Regions from separate parts of the Homo sapiens genome. Here all the other regions are linked to region 1. A link is a loop called in an ENCODE intact Hi-C map of the cell type or tissue named here. Cell type or tissue: lower leg skin. All regions are shown on one strand.

What was found. Hi-C counts contacts between places; a loop is a spot of excess contacts. Peaks named below come from ENCODE experiments on the same cell type or tissue, not always from the same donor. Only the 100,000 strongest peaks of a DNase experiment are listed, where the experiment ranks them.
Region 2: a loop joins it to region 1, with 5 times the contacts of the local background. A loop is called at or near these places in 63 of 110 quality-filtered maps.
Region 3: a loop joins it to region 1, with 4 times the contacts of the local background. A loop is called at or near these places in 44 of 110 quality-filtered maps.

What each region holds. Positions count from the first base shown.
Region 1 is chr12:77,682,347-77,687,346 of GRCh38, forward strand. It overlaps a transcript of NAV3 not described here. Among named protein-coding and RNA genes, the nearest start is that of NAV3, 150 kb to the right of the region's middle. In lower leg skin, no CTCF peak of the experiment used is centred here; a DNase peak (open chromatin) is centred at 2,977.
Region 2 is chr12:77,151,889-77,156,888 of GRCh38, forward strand. LOC105369853 (a long non-coding RNA gene) reads left to right here. Exons shown (of 5, transcript XR_945118.2): 5 at 133-216. Among named protein-coding and RNA genes, the nearest start is that of E2F7, 89 kb to the left of the region's middle. In lower leg skin, no CTCF peak of the experiment used is centred here; no DNase peak of the experiment used is centred here.
Region 3 is chr12:77,052,861-77,057,860 of GRCh38, forward strand. E2F7 (E2F transcription factor 7) reads right to left here. Exons shown (of 13, transcript NM_203394.3): 3 at 2,995-3,270. Among named protein-coding and RNA genes, the nearest start is that of E2F7, 10 kb to the right of the region's middle. In lower leg skin, no CTCF peak of the experiment used is centred here; no DNase peak of the experiment used is centred here.

The DNA.
Region 1 (5,000 bases):
GGCTAAATAGTATCCCATTGTGTATAGGTATTACATTTTCTTTATTTGTTTATATGTTGATGGATACTTAGGTTGATTCCATATCTTGGTTTTTAGGAATAATGCTGCAATGGACATGGGAGGACAGATATCTCTTCCACATACTGATTTCATTTCCTTTGGGTATATATCCAGTAATAGAAATGCTGGATCATATAGTAGTTCTATTTTTAGTTTTTTGAGGAACCTATATACTGTTTCCATAGAGGCTGTACTAATGTACATTCACACCAACCATGTGCAAAGGTTCTCTTTTCTCCACATTCTTGCCAGTACTTGTTATCATTTGCCTTTTTTGATAATAGTCATTCTAATAGTAGTGAAGTGATACTTCACTGTGGTTTAGATTTGCAATTTCCTAATCATTAGTGATACTGAGTATTTTTTTCAAATGTCTGTTGGCCATTTGTATGTCTTATTTGGAAAACTGTGTACTCAGGTCCTTCACACATTTTTTTAATTGTATTATTTGTTTTGTTGCTGTTGAGGTGTTTGAGTTTCTATTTATATAATATATTTTGGATGTTAATCTGTTATCAAGTCTATGACCTGCAAATATATTCTTCCATTTTGCAGATTGTCTCTTTACTTTGCTGATTGTTTCAATTGCTATACTGAGGCTTTTAGTTTGATATAATCCCATTTGTGTAATTTTGCTTTTGTTGCCTGTGCTTTTGGGGTGATATCCAAAAAATATTGTCAAGACCAATGTCATAGAGCTTTTCTTCTATGTTTTCTTCCAATAATTTTATAGTTTCAGATCTTATATTTGAGTTCTTTAATCCAGTTTGAGTTGATATTTTTGTATGGTATAAGGTGAGGGTCTAATTTCATTCTTTTGCATGTGGTTTTCTAGTTTTCCAAGCACCATTTATTAAAGATACTGTCTTTTTCCATTGAGTATTCTTGGCATCTTTCAAAAATTAATTGATCATAAATGTATAGTTTTATCTCTGGATACCGTACTTTGTTCCATTGGTCTTTGTATGTGTTTTTTTTTGCCAGTACCATGCTGTTTTGATTACTCAAGCTCTGTAGTAGATTTTGAAAACTGGTAGTCAGGTAATATGATGGCTCCAGCTTTGATCTTTTTGCTTAGGATTGCTTCAGCTATTTGGGATCTTTTGTGATTCCGTATGAATTTTAGGATTGGTTTTTATATTTCCGTGAAAAATGTCATTGGAATTTTGATAGAGATTGCACTGAATCTGTAGATCGCTTTGGGTAATATGGGCATTTTAACAATATTATTTTAAACAATATTTTTAATTATTATTTGTTCTTAAACATTGCAAAAATGGGTTACACAGTAGGTGTGCTTTTATGTCTGGCTTAGTCTGCTAAGCATAATGTTTTTGAGATTCTTTTGTTTACTGTGCATCAGAAATTCATTTCTTTTTATTTCTTGAATATTGTTCCATTGTATGCATATGTTACAGTTGTATATCCCCCTCCTGCTGATGGACATTTGAGTTTTTTTCAGTTTTAGATTATTATGAATAAAGTTACTCCATACATTTGTGTATAATATTTTGGGGGACATATGTTTTATTATTTCTTTTCAGTAAATATGTAGGAGTAGAATTGCTGGGTCATAAGGTAAGTATAATTTTAAAAGAAACTGCTTAATGATTTTCTACAGATGTTGAACAATTTTACACTCCCACTAGCAATATCTGAGTGATCCCAGTGATCTGCATTCAGACCTGCATTAGGCATTATTACTGTTTAATTTTAGCCATTCTAATGAGTGTGAAGTGATAATCTTATTGTGGATTTAATCTGCATTTTCCTGATGACTATGTTAAGCATGTTTTTATGTGTTTATTGGCATTCACATATACTCTTCTGAAGGGTTTGCCCAAGTCTTTTGCCCATTTTTAACTATTATTATTATTTATTGTTGTTATTTAGATAATATGGATACAAGTATGATTTATGTATTATAAATATTTTCTCAGTTTGTGGGGCTTGCCTCTTTCTTCATTTCTCTCTGTCTCTCTCTCTTTCTTTCTTGTTTTTTGACAGTGTTTTACTCTCTTGTCCAGGCTAGAGTCCAGTGGCAAGCAGTGTCCAAATCCTGGGCTCAAGTGAACCTCCTATCTTTTTTATTTTTTTATAGAGACAGGGTCTTACTGTGTTGCCCAGGCAGTTCTTGAACTCCTGGCCTCAAGAGATTCTCATGCCTCAGCCCCTCAAATTGCTAGGATTACAGGCATAAGCCACCATGCCCAGCCTACTTTTAATTTTCTTAATGATGTGTTTTAATGAGCAGAATTACTACATTTGAAGAAGTCAGATTTATTATAATTTTTTTCTGATGATTCCTTTTTTTTGTTCTAAAAATCTTATATAACTCATTGCCAAGATATTCTTTTTATGTTTTCTTCACTGAACTTTATATTTTGGCCAAGGTCTGTAATCTACCCTGAGTTAAATTTTTGCATATGGCCTGAGGTATAAATCATGGTTCCGTTTTTTTCCATACAGATATATATTTAACCCAGCAAAATATTTTGAAAAAATTTTCCTTTCACTATTGAATTCCCTGTTGCTGACACCTTCGTCAGAATCATTACGGACTGTGTAACCTGTTCCATTGGTCTATTCATGTATCCTAATACCAATGTCACACTGTCGTGATTATTTTATGTTTATACTATATCTTAATGTCAGATTGCTCCTCTAATTTCATTCTTCCTTTTTAAGATTCTGAAGCTGAAACTTTTAATGAGTTGCTTTGAGTACTTACATGAAACCTACTATTGTTCCTATGTTCTCATAGAAAAATATTTTTATGAATGGGTTATTGAAAAAAATCAAACAGATAAATATGCATAAATCTTTTAACCAGGCTTCCTGTAAGCGGTGTGTAACATGCCACGAAATTTGCTAAGCGCCTTGGAGCAATTCTTTTGTGCAGTGAAACAAGTTTCCTGACATGTGCGCCATCTGCTGATCGACATTTCCAATGGCATCATATCATGGTGAAGAACTCTGAACTTCATTTCTCTCTTTGTTCATTCACTGTCTTCAATGACAGATTCTCCAGCTCAAATCTTTAAGATACTCCCAACGCATACACATGCACACACACACACACACACACACACACACACACATACCCACACGCACACCATTGGTTTTATATTCCATTTATATCTTTTTGCTTCCTATCCACTTTTATCTTTCATATCTAATTACCAATTTTCCCGTTTTCAAGAGCTTCTTGAAATGAATAGCCCGGAAGATTCTCATCTCCACCCAGCAAGCCTCAGAGAACTGTAAGAATGGCTGTTTGTCAGGTCATTGCCAACCCATTTCAAACCTCATTAAAAATAATTAGTTTTAGTATTTATTAAACTACCCTGTGTAGTGTCTAAGCCTAATGGGTTCCATTAACAGCTTTCAATGTTGTGCTTACATATGATAATTTATAAATAGAAAAATTTAAACACAATGAATACATTTTGCCTCACTATGCCGTTGCCATTTAGAGTGTTTAGAAATTTTGACAAAGCATTGAATGCATATGCTGTAGGCACAGAGCTATTCTTAGCCAGTATAGTAGTGTCTCTTTAACATTGTCAACAGAAGTGTCTAGTTTTTGAAAGCTGATGTTTTACTGGAATAAAATGGATGGATTTGACTCTCTAGATGTGGAATTCCTCCTCTCCCATCATGCCTGATTTTAACTGTCCTGATATATTCAGAGCCTAGATATAGTGATTATTAAGGGATGGATTTATGTATGTATGTATGTATTTTGCAATCTCAGTTCACTGCAACCACTGCCTCCTGGGTTTAAGCAATTCTCCTGCCTCAGCCTCTTGAGTAGCTGGGATTACAGGCCTAGGCCACCACACCTGGCTAGTTTTCGTATTTTTGGTAGAGACGGGGTTTCACCATGTTGACCAGGCCGGTCTTGAACTCCTGACCTCAGGTGATCTGCTTGCATCAGCCTCCCAGAATGCTAGGATTACAGACGTGAGCCACCGTGCCCCACCGGATTTTTTCTTTTCTTTTCTTTCTTTCTTTCTTTTTTTTTTTTTTTTTTTTTTTAAAAACAGAGGCTTTGTTCTAAAGTTGGTTTCGTAGTTTGGCTCTGTTTAAAAAATTGTTTTATACTTTTCCTATATATGTAATATTTGACTTATCAGACTTCGATTTGTCAGGATATTTTAAGCCTCAATCAATGATGCATCCATGACACACAGCATCCATAGGTGCTCAGTACTTTTCATGTATTATTTCATTTCATTATTATGCCCATTTATAGATGAGGGAACTGAGCACAAATGGCCGAAGTAACTTATTCAGATCATAAGCATATGGTGAGTGAAGCCACGAGTTTACCTAGGTTCATCTGACTTTACAGTACGAGGTCTTAACATACACCACTGCCTGTTTCTCTATTTTAACACCTTTCCAAATCAAAGCTCTGAGGAAGCTTTAAATTAATAGTTTCTTTTTTCTAATTAAAATTTGTATTGTAATATGCAAACAGAGTTGTAGAAGAATTTTTTAAAAAAACAAAACAAGCCTAAACATGTGTGCATGTCCATGACTCAATGCTGCCTCTCGGTGGGGTCTTTTTTCCATAACAATCTTTACATCTTCACTATCCCATTAGCTTCTGGGCAAGTTATATTAACTAAATCTGTAATTTCCTGCAAGTATTACCATATGCATATTTCTCCCTGTTTACAAGGTTTGATTTTTCTTACTAACATTTTCTAATGTCTTATCCCTGGTCTATCTAGTTTACTACTTCTTTTATACTATCAGCCCGGAAAACTGTGAGTGGCTGTTGTGCAGCATTCTCTCCTTTTGTATGAAAGATAACCATTTATAAAACAGAAAGTAGCCTGGCACATTTTATTGCCTGAGATCTGATACCTTGTTTTTATTAGGAGTATTATTTCATTATTTGGACACACTATGTGTGCATGTATAAGAAT
Region 2 (5,000 bases), 530 kb before region 1:
AAAATTAAATGTCAGCATGAATTGAGGAAACAAGGAATGCATTGATTCTTGATTCTAAAATTATCATATGGCAATAGCATGGCTTTGCTTTCATAGTAAGCTTGATTAATATTAATCAGCTTCTCTCTCCAGAATGCATTTCAATTAATGGAAGGAGAAGAAACTCTCAAGTGTATTGGATGAGGGACAAACTGGACTGTTAACGTTTCAACTGAAGAATTTACAAGTATGTGAAAATCTACACTATATATGCCTTGATAGAATACATGTTTACTATTTTCAATATTTATTGGCTGTTTACAGTGTGCCAAATAGTTTCTTGACAGGATGTTCCCTGAATAAGCCTATAATTTACTTTAGGTGTTTGACTATGGATGTAATTTAATGTGACAGGACAGAAAAATGACTCCATTAATCAGATTGATGTATTTGTAAATTAAAATAAATAAATCAGGATTTATGCTCCTATAGTACATTTATTATAAATAAATATTAGGAGTCTACATGTAGACTACATTAAAATAATAAATATTTTAAAGAAAAGGTCATACAAAAAGTTCACTTTCAAGTTATTTAGCTTACAGAGTTTGTCCTAAATCTTCCCATAACTAAAGAATATATTCAATATGTAGGTTGTGTTTTCTTTGGAATTTGTTGTGTTAAATGATTAGTAATTGAAACAGTACAGAACTTCCTTTGCTTTGAAGTATGTATATGTCTGGGCATATTTCTGCTGTCGTAGTTTAGAGTGATTTTTCCCCCCTTTGTTCTTACATGATTACTGCAGAATTTTTTTTTTTTAGTAAGAGAAGCTGGTTGCAAGTCCAGCAATAAAGTAGGCAAAGTAGAACTTTCAGTGAAAAACAAAATTCGCTTCTATGTGATTGACCAGAAGGAGGCTCCCTTCCACCTCAATGTGTAAAGTTAGAACAAAAGCTTCTAAACTTACATCTTCCCAGGCAGCTTTAGTTTTTCCCAAGCTGTATCTGTTGTTGGGGGTGGTAGGAGGGGGCACCCTGAAATTTTCCCTGGAGGAACAGAATTTAAAGATGCATCACTGGCAAGAAGGCTTCAGCAATTGCAAAGTACCCTACCTTCTACCAGCTCCTTCACATAATTTTCTCTCTTGGTTGAATAACTATGGAAGTAGAATGATACTTACTAGAGACTGGCAACAGTGTATGGGGGAGGGAGAAGGGATCAAGAAAGGTTGGTTAATGGGCACAAACATGCAGTTAGATAAAGTTCTAATTTTGGATAGACTAGGGTAACTACAGTGAAGAATAATGTATTGTATATTTCAAAACAGCTAGCTGAGAGGACTTGAAATGTTCCCAACACATAGAAATGATAAATGCTTGAGGTGATGGACATTCTAAATACCCTGACTTGATCAATACATATTCTGTGCATTTAACAAAATATCACAGGTACCCTATAAATATGTGCAAATATTATATATCAATTAAAAAATGAAATTCTCCTCACTAACTTTGAATATCACATTATTCCTTAACTTTGTTGCTACAGTATTGTTTTTTCAAACTTGTTCTTGAATCTCTAATACAATATTTTAAAAATTAATTTTTTGGAATGAATCAAAGCAGTTGGATTTTAAAAAACATATAGTTGCGGCTGCTACTTACCTATTTGTGTTAGTCTCTGTATCTATAAGAAACACTTCTCGTGTTTGTAACATAGGATAATCACAATTCACTCCAAATGCTCTAATTACATTGCATTTTCCAATGAAGAAGATACCAGGAGATTCTGAATGTTGAACAGTAAGTCCAAAATCTTTGGAGAGTAAAGAGGGATGTGAAGATGCACTCGTCACTGCAGGCACATTGTCCACCATAAGATGTCACGAGATCATTTTCAATCAATTAATCTTCCTGTTGTTGTCCTTCATGGTCAAGAAAGGCAATTTGTGTGTTTATTGCAAAAACAGCATTGTTGCTCTTTTGAAAAGCCTTGCCCTTTAACAACAGAGCAGAGCTGGTTATGAAATAGCCAACTGTGACTAATTTTGGAGGAGTAACATCTCAAATAAATTGTCTTCTGGAGATGCTGATGGAGTCAGTGAACAGCAGAATGATGATGAGTTTATCTGTGCTAATTGTGCCTTTGAGGGTTTGTTCATACGCAGGGTACAGAGCAGATTGGTGCTGTACTTTAAACCTCTGATTGGCATGAAGATTCTGGTTTTGGAGAACTATGGAAGGAAGAATAATGTTCCCCAAGGATGTCTGTACCAAATCCCTGCAACTTATGAATATGTTACATTACATGGCAAAAAGAGCTTTGCAGAGGTAATTAAGGTGTGGTATTAAAATGGAGAGATTATCGGGGGGGACTCAATTTAATCACATAATTTTTAAAAGCAGAGAATGTTCTCCAGATGGAGGAAGATGTAGTGGAAAGAAGGGTCAGAGAATTCAGAGAGTGACAAGTATTTGATGCACTCTTTCTGATTTTGAGATCTAAGGGGTCACATGTGAGGACTGGAGAGAAGCCTCCAGAGCTAATGATGGCCACTGATTGAGGGCCCGCAAGGAAACAGGGACCTCAGTCTTACATCCCCACAGAACTGAATTCAGCCAACAACATGAATTAGCTTGGATTAAATTTTCCCTCAGTACCCCCAGTAAAGAATGTAGCCCTGCCAACATCTTGATTTCAGCCTGCTAGTACTCATGTTAGATGGATACCCTACAGAAACTGTGATAATAAATTTGTGTTGTTTTAAGTCACTAAATTTGGGTATTTTGTTACAGTAGCAGTAGAAAACTAAAACATGGGAAATGTTTTGAGGGAAATGATGCTTATATTGCATTATTACTTTGCTGTAGACTATTATGATAAACCATGGCTTTGTGAATTCAGTTCAATGACTCTAGGCTTTAGCCATGCAGTATTAACAAATGGGATATTAACAATATTAACAAATGGGATAAAAACCAAGACTTTACAAATGTGTTAGTTTCCTATTTCTGTTTTAACAAATCACACAAACTTACTGGCTCAAAACAAAATAAAAGCATTAATTTATAGTTCTGTAGATCAGAAGTGTCATTGGGCTAAAATCAAGGTGTCAGCAGGGCTGCATTCTTTCTGGAGGCTGTAGGGGAGAATTTCATTGTCTTGTTTAGCCTCTAGAGAATGCCTGTATTCCTTGGCTTGTGGCCCTTTCTTCCACTTTCATTTTCAAAATCAGCAGCATAACGTGGACAAATGTCTTACTTCTACCTCCCTCTTATAAAATATTTTTTTGATTGCATTATTGGGTCCACCTGGATAATCCCAGACACTCTCCCCGCCTCGCCTTAACTTAATCACATTGCAAAGTGCCTTTTGCTATTTAAGGTAACATATTCATAAGTTTGGAAGTTTTAGAGCATAGATGTCTTTGGGGGGGCCTTTATTTTATTTTATTCTGCTTACCACAGTAAGTGTTTGCATGTTGGGTTAATACTGTTGAAATACTCACTATTACAATGCTCTTTCTTGGAACCAAATTGCTGTGCTGTGAGAATTTAAGTAACAACGTACAATGGCCTCTATAGAGTAGAAGAACCAAGACCTCTTGCCAACACATCCAACTGAGCTCCCTACCAGCAGCCAACAGTAGTGCCTACTATATAAGTGAGAGCACTGTAGACCTTCCAGCTAGCTCATTGCCCCAGTCATCAGCACAGAAGCCGAAATGTCTAGTCAACACACAGAACCATGAGAGATAATACATGTTTGTTGTTATTTTAAGCTCCTGAATTTTGGGAGTAGTGTGTTATACAACAAAGAATACTTAAAATAACACTGTAGCCTGTTTTGTAAGTGAGCTAACTATTAGAAATTAAAGAATTCTGCTTAGAGTAATATAGGTTCTTCTATCACATATTCAGGATTAAATTGATGACATAGGTCAAAATATGTAAAGTCCTTAGCACAGGGAATGGGCACATAGCAAGTTCGCTGAGATATTAGTTACTTTTTCCCAGACAATCTTTTTGCTGCAGAGATTACCACCTACCACTCCAATAAAAAGGAGATGATTCCTTTCTGTTAGGTATATATTTAATTTCATACGTAACACAATATAGTATATTGTCTAATAATTTTACTTGGTGGTCTGTGATTTAAAGTTATGAAGCCTTAACTGAACAATACTTATTTGCTCCAAAAAATCATTTCTCTGAAAATATAACATCATAACTAAATTTTATAATATAAAGTAGAGCCTTGCATTTCATATTGTTTAATTACTCTGTCACATAAGAATCTTAGAATTTTTCTTAGTTTGTTCAATTGCTGTAAATGACTTCTGAAAGTAATATAATTATAACTTGTAATGGTAAATGCATTCATAGAATTCATGGAGCAAGCTGAATATGTAACTGTTCATTTGGAACTGAGTTGATTACCATTTGAAAACAGTTAATGGAATAGCTGATTAGAATACATTGCAAAGAATCATGATTTAATTTTACATCACCTAGAAAAAATCTGATGCCATGCGTGTTAATGGCAGTTTTGAGGGACATAAGGATTGACATATTTTCCTGAGCTAAGCAATATACGCAATGCTGGCTCAGTGAAAAACATATTTCAAAGTACATGAAGTAAGTTATACAATATAACTTTATGTGATTAAATTCATGTGAGTATTAAAAATGTGAGTGAAGTTTATAAGTAAGGTTTAAGCTCATTTAAAGCAATGCACTGTGTGATTTGGGCAGAAATCTAGCTCAATGGTGGCTTTCAAGTATTCACGGAAGACTATTTGAATAGATTATGTTCACTTCGTTTTCAACCTGCTTTTCTCCTCCCCACCTTGGAATCTCTACATTGAAGTTACAGAGACTTTTTTTTTAAACCCACAAAACTGTTATGTCATTCCATGCTTAAAGTGGTTTTCCCCTTACCTCCATATAAAGTCCAAATTCTTCAACTCAGCATAAAGGCTCTGTCTGATCTGCCACTGATGATCCTGCAGACTTAAT
Region 3 (5,000 bases), 630 kb before region 1:
AGGCATTTCACAGAGGAGCAAAAAACATGGTGGCCAGTAAACATGTGGAAAGAAGCTTAATCTCATGAGTAATCAAAGAAAAGCAAATGTATATCACAAAAAGATACATACTGTATAGACATGAGATTAGCAGAAATTACTAAATTTGACAATTTCAAGTGTCAGAGAGGATATGGGTGACTAAAAGTTTATATATTTCTGGGGGGAGGCAAATAGTACTTTGGAAAGCAATTTGGCATTATCTTGTGAACATCTGTATATCTAATGACGTAGCACCTATACTAGTAGGTATGTACCCAAAACAGTAGTTCTCAAACTTTTTGCTCCAAGGACCCCTTTATGTTCTTAAAAACTACTGAGGACTCCACAGGGCTTTTTGTTTATGTGGGTTATCTATTGATAGTTAGCATGTTAGAAATTAAAATTGAGGCAGTTAAAATGTTTTGTGAGAAAGGGGCATTTTATATATTATTTTTCAAATCTCTTTAGTTTCTGGATTAATAGAAGAGAACTGATTCTTGTGCTTGCCTTTTGTAGTCAGTCTGTTGCAATATCCACATTGTGTACTTCCTGGAAGACTCCAGTGTACACTTGGGAGAGAATGGGAGTTCAAATGGCAAAGGTCTTTGTATAATTATGAAAAACAGTTTTGACCTCCTGACTCTCTGAAAGACTGTCTGTGGACACTGAGGTCCCCAGATGACCTTTTGAGAACCACTGCCCAAGGCAAACTTGTATATGTACACCAGCAGACATAAACAAGAACGAATATCATAGCATAGTCTGTATTAGCCCTAAACTGCAAACAACCCAAATGGCTATAAACAGGAGAATGAATAAATTGTGGTGTAGTCATGCAATGGAATATCATACAGCCATGAAAGAACTACAGCTACATGCGAAAACACAAATGAACCTAAAGGATGTATGTTGATTGACAAAAGCAAGTCCTCTAAGACTATAAATACAAATTCAGAAGAATGGTTATTCTGTTGGGGAGAGAAATGTAAATTAATTACATCGCATCCATTTTTGGGCTGAGAGGTAGATTCATGGTGTTAAAGGTACTGCAAAGGATAAGTGTATTTTACATGATCAAATAGTCTATCAAAAGGTAATAAAGACTAGTTTTAAAAAGGTATAAAAAAGTCTGTTTTAACACTGAGTACCCCAAGACAGTAAGAAGGGAACAATAGACACCAGGGCCTACTTGAGGGTAGAGGGTGAGAGGAGGGTGAGAATTGAAAAACTACCTATTGGGTATTATGCTGATTACCTGGGTGACCAAATTATCTGTACACCAAACACTCGCAAAATGCAACTTACCCATGTAACAAACCTGCACATGTACCCACTGAACTTAAAAGTTAGAAAGAAAAAAAAAAACTACTTAAAACACTTGACTTTGATCTAATAAATCAGACATTAAAAGCATCAGTATAGTAAGTTTTCTGGATACAAGATCAATACACACACACAAAAAAATCAATTGTATTTGTATATACTAGAAACAAACTATGGGAAATTGAAACTAAAAAAAAAATACAATTTGCAATAGCATCAAAAAATTTGGAAACCTAGAGATAAATCTGACAAAAGATGTATAACACCTGTATACCAAAAATTGTGAAACACTGCTGAAAGATATTAAAGCCCTAGATTTTAAAAGAAAGTCTGTTTTAAATCCACCGAAATTTTAGGCATTTACTTCCTACAGGTGGTGAACCTTTCTAGTGACTGATCGCTAAAATCTCTCTATAAAGCCTGGGTAGAAAACCAAAATTTTAATTGTTTTAGGGGCGTGTTAAACAACTAGTTCTGCCAAAGTAAGAGATCAACAATGTTACCTTGCGAAAGAGGTCACTAACGATTCCCATTGGCTGATTTTCACTTTGCTATATTTTTGTCAAAAAAATTACAAAAAATCTAATACTTACATGCCTTTGACAACAAAAGGCACATTTAATCTTATTTAGTTTTTAGAACCCCAATAAAACCAGGACAGGTACCACGACCCTCATTTTACAGGTGAGTAAATTGAGATGCAGAGATCCTGAGTGATATCCCCAACTCACCCAGCTAGTGATTTGAACCTAAGGCCTTAGACCAGCTCCTTGTGTGATCCACATCAAACATAAGACGGAAAGGAAGCCAAAGAACAGCCCAGACTTAAAAAAAGGAATTGTGAAATTCCTCTGGCTTCAAGCACATAGGAACTACTGTGTGATTTGTATTTAGTTACATGAAAGAATCTCTTACTACTACCGCTACTCTACCACTGCAAGATATATAACAGATTAAATTCATTCTGTTCTATGAATTTCAAGTTGTAATTCGAGACATCTTTTTTCTCTCTTCCCAATTTCTTCATTTTGGCAATTTTTATAGCTTGAAAAATCCGCCAAAAAGAGAAAAATGGTTAAGAATACTGAAATCTGCAAAACTTTTCTTAGGAAGTCTGAGAAAAAGCTTGATGGGAAGTGAAAATAATTACCTTTTTTTTTTTTTTTAACGAAGTATAGACATGCTGCTTATTCAACAGCACTGGTTCCCCACAGAACAGGTAATTTAAAGATGGCTTAACTTCAATAAAGCCCCAAACTAACCAACTGAACATATATAAGAATAATGGAATTTCCTAAATCAAAAATATTTACATTAACATTATCCCTAAAATCTGGGCAAAATTAAAATTCACAGCAGCATTTAAAGAATCCAAATTCCTTCATTAAATAAAAATGATTAAATATCATTACTTTAAAATAATTTATCATTTTTAAATGAGCCCTGGTCCAGGGAGTATCATACAGAAAAGAAAGCATTCATTATGAAAAATAAGATAGAATGAGAATTCTACTACAAATCAAAAGATATTCAGTTTGCCACTGCTTTTGGCTCAATAGGAGCTGAAAAGTTGACAGTTCTATGATTTTTTAATAATCAAGTAAAATTGTTTAAGTTCTAAAAAATCCCTGAGGAGCACAGTCTGTTTACCTGTAGAGAATCTGTAAATGCATCGTCCTTGTTTTCAATGGGTCGGAATAGTCCCTTTTTCTTCTCCCGGTCCCTTATATCTGGGCTGGCAGCACTAATGAGCATCTTCAGGTTAGCTGTGGGTGTCCATGGTTCCGCTTGCTGTCTGTCAACAAACTTAACTGGAGTAATGGGATTTCTTTCTGGAGTAAATTTTTTTTGCTTCGATAAATCAATTGGTTCATTTTTTATTGGAGTCTTCGGGGCCATCCTTGATCGATCAACAAATATATTTTCCTATTTTAAAAAAGAAACTTTTAGCAAGAATGAGAAAGGGCAGGTATCAGCTAAGAGTATACTTTGTTCCCACCATTCACTAAGACTTGAAAATACAAATAGGACCATATGTTTAGGGCTGAAAAGTATCAGGATAGGACTAACGAAAAGTAGTCATGGGAATAGAAGAGTGGCTCCAATGAGAAGTAGATTATACTCTGCTACTCCTTTTACACCTATCTTTCATGGTATCTCTGTAAAAGAAATCACAACGTATCTGTTACTGTTGCATGTTTATAACAGATGAGGACTATGAGGGCCAATGTGGGTTGAGTCCATATTGTTTCTAAGTGTCACCTTTTTTAAAACACTACTTACAAGTTTGCATTGACTAGTGAAGAGCAACAATGCTTCTGTAGTTCAATGTGCACCAGTGCTAATACAGCACTTAGTAGCAGGACCAGTTAATGGAAGAGCATCCAACAAAATCCCACATTTTAAGCCAACCTAGAGAGCTCTCTAACGTCATTCTCCAGAGCAGTGCATCTCAAACTACCCATGGTAAAGGACTCGTTTTTTTAGATTTCCAAACTCCTGCAAACTGATATGTGACCTTACTTCACAGGACTAATGTGCAACACAACTCCCACCAGATGTGATTTGCCATTTGAGTTTGTCACTCAAACTGACCCACAGCTTCTTCAACAAGAAGAGACCACTAATCATAAGCTTAGATATGGTGGCAATACTGAATTGCTACTGAGGTTTATTTTTCTTACTTTTTTTTTTTTTTTAAAAGATAGGGTCTCACTCTGTTGCCCAGCCTGAGTACAGTGGTGTGATCATAATTCACTATAGCCTCAAACTCCTGGGCACGTGCAATCTTCTCGCCTTAGCCTCCCAAGTAGCTGGGACCACAGACATGCACCACTACACCCAAATACTTATATTTTATTTTTTGGAGATAGGGTCTCACTCTGTAACCCAGGCTGGAGGGCAGTGGCATGATCACAGCTAACTGCAGCCTCAAACTCCTGGGTTCAAGTGATCTTCCCACCTCAGCCTCCCAAAGTGCTGGGATTTCCAGTGGTGTGCATACTACAGTGGTGTGCACACCACTGCACCCAGCTAATTTTTAAAATTTTGTGTGGAGACGGGGTCTTGCCATGTTGCCCAGGCTGGTCTTGAACTTCTGGCTTCAAGTGATTCTCCTGCCTCAGCCTCCCAAAGTGCTAGAATTACAGGCATGAGACACCAGGCCTGGCCTTTTTTAATTTTTTGTAGAGATCGGGGTCTCACTATGTTACCAAGGTTCATCTCAAACTCCTGGCTTCAAGTAATCATCCCATCTTGGCCTCTCAAAGTGCTAGGATTACAGGCATGAGCCACCACATCTAGACTACTGAGGTTTTTAAGTGCTTAACTCTCAAGTTCCGTTCTTAATTTTTTGCACCCTGGTGATAGTTTGTGGAATACCATCTGCCTCCAGACCACCCGTTGATGTAGACTGTCTTAAATAATTCTAAGAAAAGACTAACGATGGGCCCATTGTAAAAAAGGACTAAGTATATAGAATCCACCTTTGGAACTAACAAGTAATTAAAACGTATCTTTCCCCTAAAAAAGTTTCAAAAATTCAATATGAGAATTCGATAATTCAATATTCAAAAACAGAAAGATTCTGCTCTTTCTGTAGTATTCCTTTCCAGTCAATAGTGTGTCATATAATTACAAAGGTAGATGAGTTCTCA